Regions from separate parts of the Homo sapiens genome. Here region 2 is linked to region 1. Evidence: chromatin contacts called from ENCODE Hi-C or POLR2A ChIA-PET data. All regions are on one chromosome and are shown on one strand. The core of a region is the stretch at or near the end of the contact, and the rest is flanking DNA. Distances in the headings are between cores, read along the strand shown.

Region 1 (6,665 bases), core at 2,898-5,397:
CAGAACAAAGGAGGAGGAGATAGGAGATGTGGTCCCAGAAAGCAGAGTTAAGATCCCCTCTTTCTTCCTAGCCCCTCAAGTCCCATTCCTGGTCAGCCCAGGACTCACCCCCATTCCCCTTCCCCCCAGCCAGCCTCTCACTGACCACCACAATTCCAGCCCCCTATCCCCACCTCCAGTCCACTTACCTTGCAGTCTGAATGCCTCTTCCTCAGCCCCTACCCCATTTACAATCCTACAACAGCTTCTTACTGTTAAAATAGAAAACCCAAGCTCCTTAGACCAGCGTTTGAGGCTGTACACACATCCTAAGCACCAGCGACACTCGACTTCTCCACTCCCTGTACATTTCCACCTTGGTGGCTTTTGTACTGTCTCCCCTTCTTGGGCTGTCTCTCTTCCACCTCATCCATCCATGATCGGCTTTGAATAGAGGAGCTTCTTTAGCCCCTCGTTAGGATTCCAGGGCCCCTGTGGGCCCCCTCAGGCACCCCTTCTCACACTATTCTACAAGAGGGAGAGTGTTCCTACCCGCTTACTCCTCACTGAGATCCATCCCTCTAGGGCAAGGCCAGTCTGGCTCCTCCACAACCCCCAGGCTGGCCCCAGCTGATGCTCAGACAGTATCTGGGGAGTGAACAGAAAGATGCAGTCACCAGGGCCTTGAGTTTCAGCGAGTGGGACTTCCACACTGTCCTGTGAAGCCTGAGAGTTCTGGGTAAGGCTGTCTTGGGGTTGCTGCAGAGGTAGGTGGGTGGGTGGAAGGAGGATTGATGCAAGCTCACCCCTAACTCTGGCAGGACTGGGGAGAGAGTATAAATGGAGACCCACATACCATAAGTCTAAATATTTAAAAGTTTCAATCAGGTTAACAAACTTTTAAATAAAATTTGCTCTATCCTTCCTGACACATATACCTTCATAATGACCTAGAAGACCAGGTTTGAATTTTAGTTCTTGGATGCCTTGGAATCCCATGCTGGAATCCAGCAGGGAAGGGACAGCCAGCCCCTTGCTACCCTCCGATCCTCAGATTCTCTTCCCACACTGGGCCCATCCCTCCCTGGGAGGGGCCTTGGGTACACTCCTGGGGGTGCCTCAGCCTGCTCTTCCGGGCTTTTGCTATACCCACTACAAACAGCCGTCCTTGAGCCTAGGGCTGCTCTGACAGCCCCTGGGAGAAGGGCCTGTGCAGACCCTGGAAGTAGGCATAAGTATTTGGCCAGGGAATTCCAGGGTTACCTGGAATGTGTTCTAGAGCAAGGAGGACCATGTACAGGCTCTGGGTTGATATGCCAGGGCCATATAGGCTGGCATAGAGTGGGTAGAATTCTGGGCCCCAACCCGTGACTCCACCCAGAGTAGCCCTACTTTGATCTGTTTTATATATTGTGCTTCTGTATCAGGTGTCATTCAAAGAACCAGATCTATGACTTGAAACAGTTTGAAAAGCTCTAATCTAGATCCTGCCTGCTACTGAACATGGGAAGCTGAGGTTACCGGGAGGCCAGTGACTGCATTCAGGCAGTGGGTTGGAGCAAATCCAGGGCACAGTCCCAGGCCTCCCTCGTGGAGGCCAAGGCTTGGGAGCACGTTTCTGATCAATAAGACCTAGGGCCTCCAATGGGACAGGCCACCAGGAGGTGGTGAGTGCTCAGTCCCTGGTGGGGGCCAGTGGGCGTGCTGCCAGGGCCTCCTGCCATGACCGGGGGCTGGACCCTCAACTCAGGTAGCCCAGCTCAGGAGTGGAGAGGCCAGACCAGGCCAGAGAAGGAGAGGGAGTCCTGGTATAAACAACCGTGGGGGGACCAAGATGTTTTCTTGTCTCCCAGGCGACGGCAGTGTTTACTGCCTAGCGAGGGGGGGGGCATGGCCCACACATTTGCCTCCCTGACTTGTAGCCAAATTTTTCCAGGAAGGGGTGGCCCAGGATGAGCCCCAAACACTCCTGCTCTGCACCCCAATCATCTTCCCTCAACTTTGCCCCAACATGTGCCCTAAACCTCCCTGACATCGCCCCCATCCTTCAGTCCCACATGCTATGTAGCACTGCACCTCCATCAGTCCTGAATGCCCCAGCATTGCCCCCTAGCTCCTGATTCTGCTCACAGAGTAGGAGGGTGGGGAGCAGAAGCAGGACAGGGGAAGGCCCCAAGCAGAGGAACTGGGTGTATGCCAGGGATCTGAGCTGGGGCTGCTGGGCATGGGGCAAGGACAAACCTCTCCCACGGCCCTGGCCAAGACAGAGGGAGGGCTGCAGCCCTTGGATTAGGAGAGTGCAAATCCCTCTCCCCAGCCAGGGCCCACCCCATGCCTGTCATGTGAAGGGCATTAGATGACCAGACCCCAACAAGGGAGGGGCTGGCAGGTGCCCACATGGTCATGCCACAGCCAGCTCCTTTGCCCAGGCAGCCAGGCCAAGGAGAAAAAACCCTTGATGCAGGAGGGCAAGTGGCAAGGTCCCCTTCCCCCACGGGCAGCAGCTGCAGCCAGGTCCAAACACAGGGGCACAGGGGTTGGTGTGGCTTGAGTTCCAGCCAGCAGCCCAGCCCAGCTTCCACATATATACACACACCCTGCCCAGCTGACGATGGGTCTCGTTGAGACACCAACTGATTTTCGCTGAGAGCGCAGGCTCAAAAATGGGGCTGTGTCCATCAGGGATCCTAGACAGGCATCTGGACCCCTGGAGTCCAGCCCTAAGTCAGCAACTTCTCAGCTGAATGACCTTGGGCAAGTCACTTCTCCTTTCTGAGCCTCAGCACAAAATAGCATAATAGTATCTTCCTCCAGGGTTGTTACATGAATTCAGTGGGATTCATTGAACAAACAATAAGTAAAGCCCACAATGGGTCCAGCATGCCTAAAACGGCTTTGTGGACTGTCAGTGGGAGAGAGGACCTCCTTCCCAGTACAGGTAGTATTTTGGACCTCGAGCTAAGGCTCGAGATGTGAAAAACGTCTGCCCAAGACCATCCAGAGGGTGCCTAAGCCCAGGCCAGCCCCTGGGAAGCTCTGCAGAAAGGTTTTCACTGTTATTTATCATCATTGGAGACAACTAAGATGCTTGGACTGAGCCTGGGTTCTGGTCTGGGCTCTACTGCTGACCTGAGTTTAGTCCCTGCCCTGTTCTGAGCCTGTTTCCCCCTCAGAAGAATGAGGGGGCTGGGTGAGACCAATGATTTCCATACTCTGTTGAGCTTCAAGAAAAAGACAGAGCTGGGGCTGGCTGAACTGCCAGGACTCTGCCCCTTCGCCAGGGTGTCCCTCCATTATCTGGGCCAAATCCCAGTGTACCCTCTTGGAGCCATTATAAGGCCACTATTCTAGGGACCCCCATGGACCCCAAGCTTATATCCCCAGACTCCCTTTCCAGACAGCCTCGGCGCCTGCACCCACCCTCTCTGCTTCCAAGGCCACCCCCACACACCACCAGCTCCCAGCTCAACCACACACATCTCCCCCCAAGCCAGAGTTTGCATAAGCAGCTGAACTTTCCCTATAGGCAAAGTCCTAGGGCTCCGGGTCAGGTTGAGCCAGGCCCTGAGCAGGGTTGGTCAATAGCTCTGGAGGAGGCACTCAGGAGGCTGGACCCTGGGGGGAAGGTAAAGGAAAAAGGGGGACAAGTTGGTAGCATCCCCAGGGCTCCTTGCCAGAGTCCTTACCCCTCCAGCATCCTCCTCGCCAGTCCCAGAAAGGAGTTTCTAAAACACGAATCTGCCATGTTACTCCTGACATCACTTCCTTCCCATCACCCTCTCAGGAAGCTGCAGCTCCCCAGCCCGGTGTCCTCACTGCCGAGCCTGGCCCTGTTGCATCCCAGCCTCTTCTCCAGATACCTCTTGCCTCCTCTAGGATCCCGCTCTTCTGACTTCTTGCTGTTCTTTGCAAATGCCCTGTTCAGCCTCACTTCTGGGTCTCTGCCTGTGCTATTCTCTCTGCCTGAAACACTGTTCCTTGCTCCTTTTCACCTAGCTAACTCCTACTTCTACTCATCTTTCAGTCTCAACTTAAGCCTCTTCCTCTGGGAAGCCTTCCCAGCCATGCCCAGATTGGGGCAGGGCTTGGCCCTCTGTGCTGGGCTCCCACTGGACTCCGTGCTGCCTGGACAGTGGCACTTATCACCCTGCCTGGTAACTGCCAGCTTCCCAGCCCATCTCCCCCAGGGAGCAGAGGAAGGTCTGATTCATTGCTCTGTCCCCAGAGTCTGGCACAGGGCCTGGCCCGGGGAGACTGGCATAAGCAGCTGAACTTCATTTAGAAGTGAAGGTTTCTCAAATGAAAGGGCGAGAGAGGGAAGGAATGAGTCCCCAGGGTAGAATCGGGGTGGGAGCAGGACCTTGAACTGTATTTATTTATTTATTTATTTATTTATTTATTTATTTGATGGAGTCTCACTCTGTCATCCAGGCTGGAGTGCAGTGGCACGATCTCGGCTCACTGCAACCTCTACCTCCCGGGTTTAAGCGATTCTGATGCCTCAACCTCCCAAGTAGCTGGGACTATAGGTGCGCACCATCACACCCAGATAATTTTTTGTATTTTCAGTAGAGACGGGGTTTCACCATGTTGGCCAGGCTAGTCTCGAACTCCTGACCTCAGGTGGTCTGCCTGCCTCTGCCTCCCAAAGTGCTGGGATTACAGGCGTGAGCCACAGCGCCCGGCCCAGGACCTTGAACTTTAAGGCTCAACTTCTCCTAATATCACCCCCCATTAGAAGCAGGCAGACATAGTCCGGGTGAGTTAGGTGGGTAAGATCACAGCCTATAGAGCTAGACTCTTGTGGTTAGAATCCTGGCCCTGCTACATGTACCCAGGCAAGTCACGTAACCTCTTTGTGCCTCAACTTCCTCATCTGAAAAGTAGGCATAATAACAGTACCTACCTCATAGTGTCATTGAGAGGAAAAAGTGATAGAAGGCGTGGCAAGCTCTCAGAGCAGCATCTGGTCCACGGTAAGCACTCAGTAAGGTCCTGCTAGTATTATCTTTGTTATTATTGAGAGCCAGAGCAGAGAGGGAGGCTGAGACTCAGAGAGGGAGGTGACTGCTAGAAGCTAGCCAGCAGGATCGTGTCTCTTGCCTTCCGACCCCAACCCGGTGCCCCTGATGTGCACTGATTACCCCCTCGGCCCCCCACCACAGTCCTGCAAACCGTTCCCACCCTCTCATGTCACAGAATCGTTGCACACTCGGCCTCTCCAGGCACTCAGTTGTCTGAGCTGAGCCCAGAAAACTCCCGTCCTCTTGGGCATTCACCACTTCCTGGCTGTGTGACAAGGGCAGTGTTTCACCTTTAAGCTTCAGTGTCATCTTCCATCCAATGGGGATAATGATAGGACCTACCTCATAGGGCTCTTGGAAGGATTAAATGAAGCAGTGTGAAAAATATTTAGCACAATACCTGGTAGAGATTAGACTATGAATCTTATTACTCAGTGACAAAGTCTGTGCTTAGAACTCTAGCCTGGCTCCAGCTTCGTGCATTCTTTTCCTAGAGTTCCCCAGGTCTCCAGCCTGGGCATCTCTGAGCTGTCCTCCAGGGGAGCCTGAGGACAGGAATTGCTAGTGTGGCCACCCTGCTTTTACAGGGCCTGTGTCATTCCACCTGCCCCGCTCCCCCATATGTCTCTTCCTCAGGGCTCAAAGCAGTGCAAGTGAAAAGTGAAAGTGAGATGAGGGGCCCAGGACCCTAGAGAAGTGGGATCCTCTGATGGCAAGATAAGAACAGTAAAACCAGGGCTGGGTGCAGTGGCTCATGTCCGTAATCTCAGCACTTTGGGAGGCCAGGGTGGGAAAATTGCTTGAGCACAGGAATTCGAAACCAGCCTGGGCAACATAACAAGATCCCCTCTCTACAAAAAATTTAAAAATTAGCCTAGCGCCGTGACGTGCACCTGCGGTCTCAGCTACATGAAAGGCTGAGGCAGGAGGATCGCTTGAGCCCAGGAGTTCAAGGCTGCAGTGAACCATGATCACACCACTGCCTTCCAGCCTGGGTGAAAGAGTAAGACTCTGTCTCAAAAGGAAAAAAAAAAAAAAAAAAGGTAAAACCACCACAACCCCCCTGTTCTTCACAGCACTTTGCAGTTTACCAAGCACTTGCTATAGGAAGCAGCCCCGTGAGGTGAGCAGGGACAGATGGCAATTGTCATTCTATGTATAAGGAAGCTGGTGCCTCAGAGAGGTTGGGTCACCTGCCTGGCATCACACAGCCTCCAGGAAGCAGAGGCAGGAGCTGAGCCCAAGCCTGCTGCCTCCCGGTCCAGTGCTCCTTTAACTGAGGGGTGAGCCCTTGATTCTGGCTGATCTGCCCCCCACCCCCCCACCCGCCCAACCCAATCTTAGGAAAGAGCCTTGGGTTGGTCCTCACTGCAAAGTGCGGGACCTGAGGCTCCTCTGTCCCCTGATCCCTCTGTCCCTACCAGACCCCTCCCTCTTCTGGCTCCACAGCTCAGTGGGGAGGAGCCGGGATGGCGCCCAGACTCAGGGATTTCACGCACCACCGGTAAAATTTCCAAAAACACTTTGGGGACTGCATAAGGTTGTCAACTTTTTATTTTGCCAAGCAAGGACATTTTTTTCCCAGCCCATCATTTCATAAAAGAAAGGACATCATCTCATACTAAAAGACAGTCCTTTAAGTGGAATAAATTTAGCTTTATG
Region 2 (6,665 bases), core at 2,803-5,302, 870 kb before region 1:
ATTGCAGGGGTAAGCTGGGCACGGTGCCAGGGAGAAGGCTGTTGGAACTTGTTGGTGATGGTGGCCTGAATTGAGGCACCAGGCATGGAGAAGGGCTTCTGGCTTCGGGCTTGAGAAGATTGATGCCCACATCCATGAAGATGAGCAGTATGAGAGGAGGAGGATTCTGAGTCACCATATGGGAGGACAGTAATCAATGCTACTGTTTATTGAGCACCTACTATTTTGTACACTGAAGAGTTCTATTGCAGTGTCTTGTCAAAACTTCCCAGCAGCCCTTGGAGATGAGAACGTCAAGATCAGTGACATCAAGTAACATGCCCAAGGTGACACAGTAAATGTGGGGCTGGAGCCTGAACCCAGGTCTATGTGGCTCCAAGGCCCATGCTGTTATCCACAGCATCAAGTTAAGTCAGGAAGCTGGAAACACAGTTCTCAGGCTGGAGAGAAAGGATGGGAACTGAGTCTGGAGGACTGGACCTCAGGAAGGTGATATCCATAAAATGCAAACTCTAGTCTCTGTCCCAGGACAGAAGCTTCATGTGTGCAACAGGTCTATGAAGAGAGCACCTACCATACATGTGCACATGCACACACACACACATACACACACACACACACACACGCACACACACCCCAAACAGGAAAACAACCAAAGCATCTGAGTCCAGGAAAGCACAGCAATGGGGATGGAGGATGGAGAGGGGATGGTTGCTAAGTCAGTGTAAGACCTAAACATAAATAACCCAGAAGGCCCACAGGGCCTGGTTGCTCAGCCCCACCCCACCTTAAAAGTGCTCCCAACACACTGTGCTGGTCCCTAGCTCCTTGGGAGCAACAGTGGGTTCCAAAATTGTGTCTAATTTTGTTGTTATAAGCTGGAAACAAAATTCCATAGAGATAGCTTTCTAGATGGCAGATCAGATGCCAAACCTGCCCTCTGCTCTAATCTCTTTTAGCTTGTAAAGTCTCTACAGTGTGATGCTGGCTTTACAGCAGATCCAGACTGTGTGTGTGTGTGTGTGTGTGTGTGTGTGTGTATAACATTTCCGTGGAAACAAGCATTCAGCATTCTAGCCCGGGACACCTGGATCACAGTTTTCTTGAATTGTAGCTCCAGAAGTAGAATGAATCTTATCTTTCCATCTTGTATGCCCCTACTCCACCCCTCTCCAACCTTGTCAAACAGCAGTGTAACATTTAGCAATGGGATATCTGTTTACCTGTCAGTCTCCATCCATGAACACAGGCTTGTGTATTACATGTTCCCAACACAGAAATGGTGCCTGATTCATGTTTGAGGAATGCAGGAATGTGGGAAGGCCCCCAGGGCCAAGTACTGGGACTTTCTCAAGACCTGGCCCAGTTACTTGCAGGGGATGGGGCTGATAGGAAGGAACTGGCACCTGGTACCACCTGCCTTTCAGATACATGGTGGGAAAGGTGTCCTGCACCTCAACTCTGCCTTTCTGCAGACTGGTGGAGGCCTGGTCTGCAGGTGGGGGCTCACAGAGTAGAGTCGAGGTCAGGCTGGTAGCCTCGAAGCAGGGCTGTCTGCCCCCACCTTCTTTCTCTGAGCTCTGAGGCTGGAGTCCTGAAGACCTTCTGGCTTCCAGTGAGAATTGGCACCAGAACTGAGGTGGGGGCTGAGTCTTGAAGTGGGGACAGATGGTTGTGGGAGGAGCTAGGTGAGGGCTCCCCAGCTGACACTCCTGGCCTGGGGAATGACTACCGCTGGAAAGGCCTGCATGGCTTGGAAGGCTCAGGGGCATCCAGTCTGACTGTGTCTGGTACAATGAAAGGGCTTGACAAATTGCATTTTCCTTCATCCTTCCCCTCCACCTCATTAGGGCCAGCTCAGGACTCCGTGTTTTGGGGGGTTGGCATGGGGATATCCCAGGCTCCCTGATGGCTGCAGAGGAGTTTGTCAAGAGAAAGGAGGAGACAAATCCCAAGCCATCCCAGTCTCCTGAGCATTCAAGCCAGTCTAGCTGAGAACCCCGCCTTTCATCCCAGCCCCCAGCCAGGGACCCTAGGACATCAGCCACTGTTCTGGGTTGGGTAAATTCTCCCCCGTCCTCTGGTTAGTTTGTCTTAGGATTTGCCCCTCAGGACCATTCATTCACTTAACAAACATTTGTAAACTTATCAGTCCTGGGAGGGGAGAGGGATCAAGATGGAAAGTTCCCTGAAGCTCCCAGTCTGAGGAAGAGGAGGCCCCCAATAACTGACTTCAATGTGAGGTGATGGGCAAGTCTGTAGAGGCAGGAACTATTGAGTTGCCTGTGGCATCATGGAAGGTGACCAAATCCATTGGGAGGGTCCCTTGAGGCCAGGCCACCTCTCAAAGGGGAGGAGGATGTCATTCAACTTGGGGCAGGAGCAAGGCTGTCATCTGAGCCTGTGTGTGTGAATGATAGAAAGTCACCCCTCAGGGCATATGAATTATAACAAGGCACCCACCTCCTCTGCCTGGAGTTGCTTTCAGACAGAAAACGGGAAGCAGGACAGTGGGGGCAGGGCAGGAGTGGAGTGAGGAGCAGGAATCTGTCCCAGGGGGCACCCCACCCCAGTTGCCCTGCTCAAGAGAAGGACCTGTATCAAGGGCAGGCTTGGATTCAGGGTGTGAAGGACAGCTGGAGGGGGTGGAGAAGACATTTCAAAGGGAAAGCCTGTATGAAGACCTCAAGAAGTGGAAACTGGTGCAAAGTGGTGCGTGTTGGGGGTGGTGGCTGGGCAAATGGCAGGATGGGCTGAGCTCTGGGAGATGCAGCTGGTCCGTGGGGCCTTGCATGCCAGATCAGGAAGTGTGGTCCTTCCCTTTGGGGCTTTGTCAGAAGGAGGATGACCCAATTAGAGCTGGGATTGGGCCCTGGGAGCTGATGGAAGTTGAGAGAGACTGGGGTGGTGGTGATCCACAGAACAGCTGGGCAGCTTGGCAGCTGGTCAGTGGGTTTGCAATCGTGTACGTGAGTGTGCAGACCCATGTCCAGCTGCAATCACACCTGCCTTGACTCTCTGCAAGCCCTGGAGCCATAGCTTCCTCCTCTCTGCCCCTAGGAATGTAGTGCCTCTTAGAAGGTGGGGGTTCCCTCCATTAAAGCTGGGGGTCTGGGAGGAGTCTATTTGCTCTGATCTGGCTTTGGAGGAAGGGTGGCAGCTCTATCAGAGGCTGTTGTATAAAGGCACACAAATGCCCAAGGTCACTAATCCGCCCTTTGGGCCTAGAGAAGTTGAGGGCATGACTTTGGAGCCAGAGGAAACCTGGAGCCTCCAAGGATCCCCCTGGAAACTTGGGTCAGCATAGTGCTTAGTTCCCCTGTGGGGCCTCAAACTTTCATGACCCTGAAAGGGAGTGCTTGGTTAAATTCTGCATCCTAGGCACTTAACTTACCTCACTCTAGTCCTGGCTTAACCCCACTCTACACCCCCGACCCCCAGCTCCATTGTCTCCTCCTGAGGCTGTTCCTGGAGTCAGCCAAACCCAGGGCCAGCCCTGGTTCCACTGTGGCAGAGGGTTGACCTCTGCCAAATAACCTCTGGTGGGCATCAGTGAAATAACAGATCACGGAGAGAGATCTCAGGGTCCTGGCCTTCCCGCAGACCTGTGGAGGCCTGGCTGGGAACTGGCTCAAGTGTGCTTGATCCTGGCCAGAGCAAGGACCAGAGTGACTCAGGCCCAAATCCCGAGATCCAGCAGCTTCTGGTAAAGTCAAGCCATTGGGAAGCCCCGGGGTGTCCCCCGCCCCCACCCCAGGCCTGAGCCCAGGGAGGCCCTGGCAGGCCCGCCCCGCCCAGAGCTCATTAAAGCGGATTCCCGCCTGGGGAGGCGCGGGCTTCCCGGAGCCCGGCTGGCACCCAGGGGGAAGGCGGGGAGCGCACACTTTGGGGACGGCGATGGACTCCCGCTGGGCCCGGGTGCGACCAAGGCGTGGCGCAGAGTGGCAGGGCCCCGGCGGCGGCGACAGGGGCTTCCCTGTCTGCCCTCCCTAGAGGGCCCAGGAGGAAAAGACAGCGCCGGAGCCGGGGCGGGCGCGGAGGGAGGGGCGGCGCCCGGAGTGACACGGCCTGTCACCGAGGAGGCCGGCGCGCAGACCCTCCCCGCGGCCGCCGGCAGCCAGGGATTCCCCGGGCGAGGAGACCCTCCCCTGGCAGCCGCCAGCCGCGCCCGGGCCCATCTGCGACCCCGGCCGCGAAGGCATCCCGGGGTGGCCAGCAGTGAGGCCGAGCGGACGGGAGAGGCGCCCCGGGCCGGCGGCGGGGTCCCCGTGCTCGGCGACAGGAAACTCTGGGGAGTGAATGGAAAGAAGTGGGTGGTCCGGCCCCTGCGACTTCCCCTGACATCACTGCCCAAATAAGGAGCTTCCAAGCGGCCGCGGGGCGGCCCGGAGCCGCGCCCGCCGCCGGCGCCCGCCCGCCAGCCCGCCCCGCGCCCACCCCGCGCCGCGTGGGCCGCCAGCGAGCGCCTGGGGCACCGCCGGGCGGAGCCGAGCCGGGCGGAGCCGAGCGCGCGGGCGCTGCCGAGCCGCGCGGAGGCCGGGCGCGCAGCCCAGCGCAGCCCAGTCCAGCGCGGCGCAGCCCAGCCCAGAGCAGCGGAGCCTCGGCCGCCCGCAGGTAAGCAACGAGCGCCCCGCGCGCCGCGCCCCCGCCGCGGCCTGGCAGCCCAGGGACCGGGCACCGCCGAGCGGGCGGCAGAGGGACCGGAGGGAGCCGCGTCGGTGGGAGAGGGCTGGGCGCGGGCGCGCTTGCAGTAGTGCGTCGGTGCCAACTCCCGGGACCCTTGGAGTGAGGGGCCCCGGCTTCTTCGCAGCCTGCGGTGGCCTGATGCACGCGCTCTCAGCCAGCGTTTTCCAGACACTACTTCTGTCACCACCCTAGGGCGACACAAGCGTTCCCGCGTTCACACACTTCTCTGGCACACTCGCGCCTGGCACGGCCGTTGGCGTGCACAGCCTCCTGTGTCCAGCGCAGACTCTCACCCCGGCGCGGCGCTCACCCCTCGCACCCACGCATACCGTGGGACACGGCACACCCGGCGGGAGCTGCTGAATGGGTTTGGCAGCCCTAGCTTCCCCCAAGGCCATGCAGTTTCAGTCTGTCAGAGCCCACCAGCCTGGGGCTCCTCGGGGCTCATTGGGAGTGAGTTAAACTAGCATTGCTCTGGATCCTCCGAGGAGCCCCTCCTCCCGGCATAATGACAGCTGGCACTGGGGGTACATCCTAGCGGGTTGTACCTGGCATGGTCAGGAGGGTGTGGCGACTGGGAGAGATCTACTCCCACTTCACAGCCTGGATGTTTCCAGAGCGGCTTCTACTCCAGGGGCATTTCTGAGAGCACCCTCCCCAACCCCCCTTAATCAGAGCAGGGTGCTTGGGCTTCAGACAGAAGTGGTGGTGGCTGCAAAACAGGTGCAGATAGCATCAGCCTTGGCATCTTGCAGGGATCTCTGCATAGTGGCCACAGTTGTTTATCTATAAAAATATAATGTATTGATTGATGTTTCATCAAGGACATAGGGGAAACTGATAGAGCCAAATTATGGGTCTATCCCTTAGTGACTCTGGGCAGACTCGTTCGTCTCTTTCAGGCTATGTTTTATCAAAAATGGAATGAGTGTCCCCAGAGGTATGTTTTTAAGAAAGATTGAGATCACGTAAGTAAAAAATGTTTTGTAGATGTAAAGCCTTGTGCACGTGCCAGTAACTGTGGTTTGGATGATTTCTGGGCTGGTAGTTGTCATGGCTCTGCTCTGTGACTTAGAACACCCTTTCTGTTCCATCATCTGCAAAAAAGGGGTCATTAATAAGTGTCCTGTGTGCCTAGTAGCAGATTTTCCCAGTGTGTTCAGTGGATTGTTAGTTCTGAAAGCTGTTCCACCAGTAAAGGTTTCCCTGTTAGAGTAAGAATGGCAAATTGTGCAAGCTCTCTATTACCCTTTTGGCCAATTACAATCCATACTGGCAAATGAAAGGCTCTGAGAAGTCCTGCAATAAAAGACTCTTTAACTTTGTCCAACCCAGCATTTTTTTTCTAGTTGCGGGCCCTTTTCAAGTTAGTAGGCTTGCTCTCCAAGGAAACAGTGCTTCAGGGGCTACCCATAGAGATGATGTAGTGTTGTACAGTTGCAACCAAACTTTGAGAGCTAAATTCTAATTGGTCTGTTTTAATGGAGAGTAAGCAGAAGCCCAGAACAGTTAAGAGGCTCATCTGAGGTCACACAGCTAAACAGTGGCCCAAGATCACCCAGTAGTTAGTGGTAAAGCACGGACCGCAACATGACTCCCCATCCAGTGCTCTCACCTCACTGAATGACATCCAGAAGTTGAGAATTTTCCTCTAGAACCAGTCTTGCTGCTTTGTATGGACACTTTGCAGAATGTGTTTAAAAAACATAAAGAGTCAAATGATTTATTGTTGAATGAATTAAGTGATGACCAGTTACCAACTCTGTGCCTTTCATTTTGAAGACTTTAGCATGTAAAGTTCAACCACATGTGGAGCCTGTGGTGAAGAGCTTGGTAATGGTACCACAGTCATCTCTCACACATGCACACATACACACGTGTGTGCACTCTTACACACTCAAACACCCACTTGTACACACAAGTTTGTTCCTACACGTGCACACACCCACAGCCCACTCCAACTCACTCACACATGCCAT

What was found. A loop is a pair of places that touch in the nucleus more often than their neighbours do. ChIA-PET counts read pairs that join two places held with the same protein, here RNA polymerase II (POLR2A). Pooled maps may share reads with other maps.
Region 2: a loop to region 1 is called in a map of tibial artery, with 7 times the contacts of the local background. The contact joins two enhancer-like sites. A Hi-C loop is called at or near these places in 1 of 168 maps with a recorded cell type or tissue (tibial artery) and 3 of 50 pooled maps. POLR2A ChIA-PET finds 5 or more read pairs at or near these places in 1 of 52 experiments (GM10248).

What each region holds. Positions count from the first base shown.
Region 1 is chr1:40,794,636-40,801,300 of GRCh38, reverse strand. All of the region lies in intron 1 of KCNQ4 (potassium voltage-gated channel subfamily Q member 4), which reads right to left. Among named protein-coding and RNA genes, the nearest start is that of KCNQ4, 14 kb to the right of the region's middle. Within about 2 kb of position 4,147, at least 8 of the 41 ENCODE cell types and tissues checked have a DNase peak (open chromatin) inside an H3K27ac peak, as active enhancers do; they include tibial artery, where a contact is called at or near this core.
Region 2 is chr1:41,660,083-41,666,747 of GRCh38, reverse strand. The region is part of intron 2 of HIVEP3 (HIVEP zinc finger 3); the gene reads left to right. Among named protein-coding and RNA genes, the nearest start is that of EDN2, 180 kb to the right of the region's middle. RefSeq lists a silencer at 3,766-4,645. Within about 2 kb of position 4,052, at least 31 of the 41 ENCODE cell types and tissues checked have a DNase peak (open chromatin) inside an H3K27ac peak, as active enhancers do; they include tibial artery, where a contact is called at or near this core.